2 separate regions of the Homo sapiens genome follow, and region 2 is linked to region 1. The links are chromatin contacts, found by Hi-C or POLR2A ChIA-PET in ENCODE. All regions are on one chromosome and are shown on one strand. Each heading gives the region's core, a stretch centred on a gene start or an enhancer-like site at or near the end of the contact. The rest is flanking DNA. Distances are from core to core; before and after follow the strand shown.

Region 1 (3,956 bases), core at 1,390-3,889:
ACTCACTGTAGACTCGATCTCTTGGGTTCAAGCGATCCTCCCGTCTCAGTCTCCCAAGTAGCTGGAACTTAGACTCCCGACTAATTATTTATTTATTTATTTTTGGTAGAGACTGGGTCTCATTATGTTGATAGACTGGTCTTGAACTCCTGGGTTCAAGCAATCCTCCCTCCTCAGCCTTCTGAGTTTCTGGGATTGCACTCCGGAGCCACTAATAAAAATAAATATTATTTAAATAATAATTTTAATTAAAAAATAACTAGGCCAGGTGGGGTGGCTCACACCCATAATCTCACCCCTTTGGGAGGCTGAGGCTGGAGGATCACTTGAAGCCAGTAGTCCGTACCAGCCTGGCCAACATAGTGAGACCCCATTGCTACAAAAAAATACAAAAATTAGTCAGGTGTGGACATGCTGGTAGCCCCAGACAGACAGGAGGCTGAGGCATCAGGATTCCTTGAGCCCAGGAGTTCAAGGTCCCAGTGAGCTCTGACGGCACCACTGCATTCCATCCTCGGTAACAGAGAGATATCCTGTCTCAGAATAATAATAGTTGGGGGTAGCAGTCTTGCCATGTTGGCCAGGCTAGGCTTGAACTCCAGGCCTCAAGCGATCCCTCCACCTTGGCCTTCCTAAGGCATTGGGATTATAGGCGTGAGCCACTGTATCCAGCCCCTAAAAGTGGAGTTTAAAGAGCTATAAATTATTTCAGTGTCTTATTGCAAAGTAAGGCAATTAAATAGACTATAGACATATGTAACACTTAAAATAGAAACACTTTAACCCAAGTTAAAACATTTAAAACAGGCCGGGAGTGGTGGCTCAAGCCCAGCACTTTGAGAGGCCGAGCCAGGCAGATCTCCTGAGGTCAGGAATTTGAGACTAGCCTGGGCAACATGGCAAAACTCCGTCTCTACTAAAAAATACAAAAATTAGCGTGGCGGTGGGCGCCTGTAATCCTAGCTCCTCGGGAGGTTAAGGCAGGAGAGTCGCTTGAACCTGAGAGGCAGAGGTTGCAGTGAGCCAAGATGGTGCCACTGCATTCCAGCCTGGGTGAGAGAGCGCAACTATGTCTCAAAAAAAATTTTTTTTTTTAAACAGAAAAACTACCTACTCACGGGTGTTCTGTTATTCCTTGTCAAAAAGTAACAAAGCTATTTGGGAAAATTGCGTTTTTCTTTTTCTTTTTTAAAATGTCTACTCCTCCCTTTGCACAGATTCTACCTGTGACTCGGTCTCCAGGCTTCCTTTGGGTTGACTTGGCTGAGTGACATCTGGCCCAGCACTCCGGGGCCATGCAAAGACCTTGGGGTGTGCTCCTCCCCCAGCATCTGGAATGTTATTGCTCCGTCTGCTCTGCTGTGGTCCCTCCAGTGGGCCACTGGCTCGGTCAGCTTTCCCAGTCTCTCCATAGCAGGTTTTGACCGCATCTTCAAACTGGAGTAGTCAATACTGTATGTGACAAGGGAATACTGTGTGTGACAAGGAAAGTTTTAAGGCTCATGACTGTAATCCCAGCACTTTGGGAGGCAGAGGCAGGTGGATCACCTGAGGTCAGGAGTTCAAGACCAGCCTGGCCAACATGGTGAAACCCTGTCTCTACAAAAATACAAAAATTATCTGCGCACGATGGCAGGTGCCTGTAATTCCAGCTACTCGAGAGGCTGGGGCAGAAGAATTGCTTGAACCCAGCAGGCAGAGGCTGCAGTGAGCCGAGATCATGCCACCATGCCATTGCACTCCAGCCTGGGCGACAGAGTGAGACTCCATCTCAAAGAAAAAAAAAAAGCAACTACTGTTCCAGATTCCCAAGTTTCTGGTTAAAACTGCCTTCTCCTTTCTCTTCTCAGTGTATTTGTCACTAAAGAAAGACACCTTCTCACCTACATTGTACCTCACATTGCTCCAAGGTGGAAACACTTGTCAGGTGCCAAAGAGGCAGTCTGACAACTTCAAAACCTCATAATACATTATCAAGATGTGTAATATATTTGTGTTGTTTGTAGCAATGCTGTGTTGATATTAATTATAGTTCCCATGATTTGAGGGAGCCAAAAAATATTTTTTAAAATAGTGATAATTCTATCCCAAAGAAAAATTGTTAATACTTAGCCTTTGAAGGTCTCAGGAAATGAGACATTTTAATTTTCAATTTACATTTGTATTTTTGTGGCAAGAGTCATGGTAGAGTGGTAAATAAAAGACTTTCAGCATAAAAGTATATTACAAATTGATGGGGGAAGGAACGGAAATATGAAGAGAAAAAGGAAAGATGAATGATTCTGACTGTTAAGGAAGAACTTGTTCATGTATTTTTAAAAAATGGGTGACAGTATCAAATTGTGTTGTGTATATGTCATTGGATATATTTAAAACAATGATGTAATCGTTTTATTTTTAAATGTTACTATTTGCGATATGCCAGCCCTCGCAACTATTTTTAATTATGGTGAAAATGTTTTATGCCCACTTAGAAAATGTACAAGGGTTACATGGTTTTCCAGAAATTATTTTAGAGAATACCCAAGCACAAAGTTAATTAGTTCTATGTTGGAGGAAAAAGATGTTCGCAGTGACGTCCCTGTGATTCCTGGGCTTGCCGTTTGCGCCCTCTGCCGGTGTTCTGAGATTTTGCTTTTTAGACAGCGAAACTGTCCTTTGCTCTATCCTTTGCTAACTGTGGTCAAAATCTCCCCACCAGGAGGGCCTGACAAGAGCCAGGCGGCCTGTGATGGCCTCAGGAGCCTGTTGTGCATTTGAATGATCCATCGCAGCATGCAGGTCACAGAATCAACGGGTCCCTGTCTTGGAGCTGGGTGACAGTGGAACACACTCTTGGTCTAAGTTCTGAACTTACACAATCTTCTTTTGCTGACTGATCTAGTGATGAGTTTCTTAGCCTTGGAAATATTAATAATTCTAGAAGAGCTACTGTCAAAAAGAGCCATATTCTGGAGAATATTGGAAGAGATTTATTCTGAACCAAATATGAGGATCACAACTTGTGACACAGCCCCATGAGGTCCTGAGAATATGTGCCCAAGGTGGTTGGGTCACAGTGTGATTTTATACATTTTAGGGGGAGAGAACTTGCAGACATCAATCTATATATTTAAGGTGTACATTGGTTCTGTATGGAAAGACAGGATAACTCAAAGAGGGGAGTGAGAGCTGGGAGTGATGGAGGTGGATTGAGGCTTCCAGGTCATAGGTGGATTCCAAGATTTTCTGATTGGCAATTGGTTGAAAGAGTTAAGTTATGATCTAAAAACCTGGCATCAATAGAAAGGAGTGTCTGGAAATGGGGGTTGTGGAGATCAAGTTTCTGTTCATGCAGAGGAAGCCTCCAGGAAGCGGGCTTTAGAGCTCTTATCAGGCCTGAAAAGGTACCAGACTCTTAATCTCTCCTGGACCAGGAAAAAGACCTGGAAAGGGAGGGGGATTCTCTACAGGATACAAATTTCCTCTACAAGAGACAGCTTTGCAGGGCCATTTCAAAATATGTCAAAAAATATATATTCTGGGGCTGGGCATGGTGCCTCACACCTGTAATCCCAGCAGTTTGGGAGGCCTATGCGGGTGGATCACTTGAGGTCAGGAGTTCAAGACCAGCCTGGCCAATATGGTGAAACTCCATCTCTACTAAAGATACAAAAATTAGCCAGGCATGATGGCACGCACCTGTAATCCTAGCTACTCAGGAGGCTGAGGCAGGAGAATTGCTTGAACCCGGGATGCAGAGGTTGCAGTGAGCTGAGATCACACCATTACACTCCAGCCTGGGTGATAAGAGTGAAACTCTGTCTCAAAAAAAAAAAAAAAAAAAAAAAAAAAATATATATATATATATATATATATTCTGGAATAAAATACATTGATTTCTTTCGGGGCCTGCTATCTGTCATGTGATGCTATACTAGAGTCAGATTGGAATTTGGTACCTATAAAGACATTGT
Region 2 (3,833 bases), core at 907-3,406, 350 kb before region 1:
GGATATGTCCATGGGGCCCATGTTTGGCCTGTGAATACAGGACACGCATGTCCAAACGAAGGGCCTATTGGAGGTTTCTGAAAAATACCTTCATGTGGCCGGGCGCAGTGGCTCACGCCTGTAATCCCAGCACTTTGGTAGGCCGAGGTGGGCGGATCACGAGGTCAGGAGATGGAGACTGTCCTGGCTAACACGGTGAAACCCCGTCTCTACTAAAAACATACAAAAAATTAACCGGGCGTGGTGGCGGGTGCCTGTAGTCCCAGTTACTCCGGAGGCTGAGGCAGGAGAATGGCGTGAACCCGGGAGGCAGAGCTTGCAGTGAGCTGAGATCGTGCCACTGCACTCCAGTCTGGGCGACAGAGCAAGACTCCGTCTCAAAACAAACAAACAAACAAACAAAAAACCTTCATGTGGCTAGGTGAGGTGGCTCACACCTATAATCCCAGCACTTTGGGAGGCCGAAGTGGGCGGATCGCTTGAAGTTGGGAGTTTTGAGACCAGCCTAGCCAACATGGTGAAACCCCACCTCTACTAAAAAAAAAAAAATTAGCCGGGCATGGTGGTGCAGGTCTGCAATCCCAGATACTTGGGAGGCTGAGGCAGGAGAATCACTTGAACCCAGGAGGCGGAGGCTGCAGTGGGCCGAGATCATGCCATTGCACTCCAGCCTGGGCAACAGAGCAAGACTCTGTCTCAAAACAAAAAACAGGCCGGGCGTGGTGGCTCACGCCTGTAATCCCAGCACTTTGAGAGGCCGAGACAGGCTGATCCCTTGAAGTTGGGAGTTTGAGACCAGCCTGGCCAACATGGTGAAACCCCATCTCTACTAAGATACAAAAATTAGCTGGGCGTGGTGGTGCGTGCCTGTAATTCTAGCTGCTTGGGAGGCTCAGGCAGCAGAATCACTTGCACTTGGGAGGCAGAGGTTGCAGTGAACCAAGATTGTGCTACCGCACTCCAGCCTGGGTGACAGAGTAAGATTCTGTCTCAAAAAAAAAAAAAAAAAAAAAAGTAAACAAAAAAATAGACTGTAGAGAATCTTTCAGTGAGGTAAGGAATCATCTCCATCCATTTTTGGGTGTATGTGCAAACTTGCTTAAGTTGCTGTCAACTTTTGAAGGCTCCAGATTTTCAGTGTCTAACACAACCACCTGGGCCAGATGTAAGTAAGGACAGGATAACGTAAGCGTGCACAGTAGCAGAAGCAGAAACTCAAGGCCCTACGTTTTGAGCGTGTGAGGAAGGAGCGTTCTCTCAGAATCCTGGAGCTGACTCTGTCATGGTTCAGAGATCAGCTTGCAGGGACAGGCAGTGGCAGTCGAGGTGGTGACAGACCCCAAAAGCACATACCCTATACAACCGAACACACACTCAAGTGTGGAGCCTGCGTATTCCATGGTAGTTTCAAGCATATTGTTTATTAAATGGTTTCATAAGACACTTCTTTGCGGGAAACCTGACAATCTGTTCCTTGTCACTTGGACAGCTTTAACAATCAGGTAGAAAAGAAAGCTCCCTTCGGCCATGTGAAGTAAGCCCGAGGTCAAACTAGCCTGACACTAGGAGCTCCCAGGAGAACCTTGAAAACGTGTGCGATTCTGAGTCGGTGTGCAGAAACGATTCTCTGCGAAGAGGGCCCTGAGCTGTCACCAGCTTCTCGCAGTCAAGGGACCCCCAAAAGGTGCAGAATCCCGCCTGTCACCGTCCCTCTAGGGATCCTAAGCGAGTAAACCCCGAGAGGCGTCCGAAGGCTGGCAGTTTGGCAGCGTGAACTCTGGTTTTCCAGAGCGCGGGCAAAGCCTGGAGTAGCAGTTGCTCCTTTGCTCTGGCAGGAATCTGGGGGTCTACCCTGCGCAGATAATCCCGTCCTGCCTGCAGCTGGGGTTCAAGACCCGCTTCTCTGAAGTCCGCCTCCCAGCGGCCTGGAGCCCGGGGCGTGGTCGGCTCGAATCTGCTCCCCAGGCCCAGAACGGAGCCCGCAGCCCGTAACCCGCTGTGGCCGCAGCGGGTCGCGCCCTTCGTCCCCGCCTCAGGAGCGGCCGAGGATCTGCCCAGCTGCGGGCGCCAAGCCCTGGCCGCACTCCTTTCCCCGGCGGAGGGAGCCGGCTGGCGCTGCGGCCTTCAAGGCGCGCGGACGTCGCGGAGGGCAGCCAGTCGCGCGGGAGCGGGTAGCGCGCGCGAGGGCGTTGGGCGCCGCCGCGAGGCGGGGAAGCGCGGGGCCGCGGCGGTGCGGGTTCTAGGGCGGCGGCCGTCGCCGTCGCAGCAGCGCCCCGAGCGGGGAGGGCCGAGGAGGCCCGACGAGCTGGGGATGGAGAGTACCGGGCCCCTCACTGCCTCAGAGCGCGTGTGCGGCTCTGGGCGCGCACAGTGACGGTGACGGCACCCCTGGCCCGGCAGCGCCGAGGCCGCTTCGCCAGACAGCCAGCGGCCGGCGGCAGGCCGGGCCATGAGCGGCAGGGGCCGGGCCGGGCCTCGCTGACCCTGGCTCCGCGCGGCAGCTTCCCCAGTTTCCGCTCCGGTCTCTCGGCATGAGAGTCCGCCCGGGCCCGGGGCTGCGGCTGCCCCAGACCCGCCGCACGCTGGCGCGCTCCGGGCCCGCGGAGCCGCGGTGCTGATACCTGCGCCGCACTGCGCCGCCCGCCCGTCCGCTGTGTGCCCCGGGGGCGCGGCCATGGAGGTGGTGGGTGACTTCGAGTACAGCAAGAGGGATCTCGTGGGACACGGGGCCTTCGCCGTGGTCTTCCGGGGGCGGCACCGCCAGGTGAGCGCCGGCCGGGGCGAGGCCGGGCCCCGGGCGGCAGGCACGGGGCTAGGTGGTTCTGAAACTTGGCGCAGCCGCGAGCCGAGACCCCCGACTCGGCTAGCCGCCCGGGTATGCTATTGTGCGCGCAGCCCGTCTCGCCGTTTGTTTTGGTCCTGTGAGGGTTGTTGTGAGGCCCAAGCCTCTGGCAGCGCTCCGCCTACCGACCGGCTGCTGCTGATCCTCCTGTGTGCCCGGGGCCCACCCCGCGGTCCGCCCGCAGGAGCGTTTGCACCCAGGTTACCCTGGACCCAAAATAGACGGTACTGCACCGTGCAGACTCGAGGGTTGGGCGTGAATGGACCTTTGGTTTTTTTCCCCGTGCCCAGGGCTGGTCACTTTTGAGGTTGATAATTACAGACCCAGCGGAAAATGGGCGGATGTCCCATTAGCCTCAGGCTTTCGCAGCCTGGGAGGTGTCACCTTTCCCAGCACTGGTCCCCTGCACCCCGAAGAGCCCCCGTACCGTTTTCCCCCCCGGAGTCAGATAGACGAGCTCCGGGTGAGAAAGGTGGTTGGACAATTCATTTTCAATCACCTTGAACATGAAATCACCTTTAAGCCTTAAAAAAATTGTTTTAAGCCTTTGCTGTTTCGCAAGTACAGTTACACGAGGTTTTAGAATCTAAAGAATTTGGAAAGGCATATCGGGAGTGGAAATAATCTTAAAGGGTGTGGCAGTTCTGATTGTTGCCCAAGGGGCGTGTTAAAAGTGGGCTGACTTTGTTGCTTATCGGATGAAGTAATGCTACTTTTCTTATTTATTTATTTATTTATTTTTGAGACAGAGTCTCGCTTTGTCGCCGAGGCTGGAGTGCCGTGGCGAGATCTCCGCTCACTGCAACCGCTGCCTCCCGGGCTCAAGCGATTCTCCTGCCTCAGCCTCCTGAGTAGCTGGGATTACAGGTGCCCGCCACCACGCCCGCCTAATTTTTTTTTTTTTGTATTTTTAGTAGAGATGGGGTTTCACCACGTTGGCCAGTGTGGTCTTGAACTCCTGACCTCAGGTGATCCGATCTGCCCGCCTCAG

The links. A loop is a pair of places that touch in the nucleus more often than their neighbours do. ChIA-PET counts read pairs that join two places held with the same protein, here RNA polymerase II (POLR2A). Pooled maps may share reads with other maps.
Region 2: a pooled map shows a loop between it and region 1 (7-fold over the local background). The contact joins the promoter of ULK2 here to the enhancer-like site in region 1. A Hi-C loop is called at or near these places in 1 of 168 maps with a recorded cell type or tissue (naive thymus-derived CD4-positive, alpha-beta T cell), 3 of 37 single-sample maps with no recorded cell type and 11 of 50 pooled maps. POLR2A ChIA-PET finds 5 or more read pairs at or near these places in 4 of 52 experiments (HEK293, OCI-LY7, activated CD4-positive, alpha-beta T cell and 1 more).

The regions. Positions count from the first base shown.
Region 1 is chr17:19,512,739-19,516,694 of GRCh38, reverse strand. No RefSeq gene overlaps it. Among named protein-coding and RNA genes, the nearest start is that of TRW-CCA2-1, 6.5 kb to the right of the region's middle. Within about 2 kb of position 2,639, at least 13 of the 41 ENCODE cell types and tissues checked have a DNase peak (open chromatin) inside an H3K27ac peak, as active enhancers do.
Region 2 is chr17:19,866,259-19,870,091 of GRCh38, reverse strand. It overlaps ULK2 (unc-51 like autophagy activating kinase 2), which reads left to right and starts at 2,156. Exons shown (of 27, transcript NM_014683.4): 1 at 2,156-2,764. The coding sequence starts at 2,675. RefSeq lists silencers at 2,103-2,692, 2,773-2,952 and an enhancer at 2,531-3,039.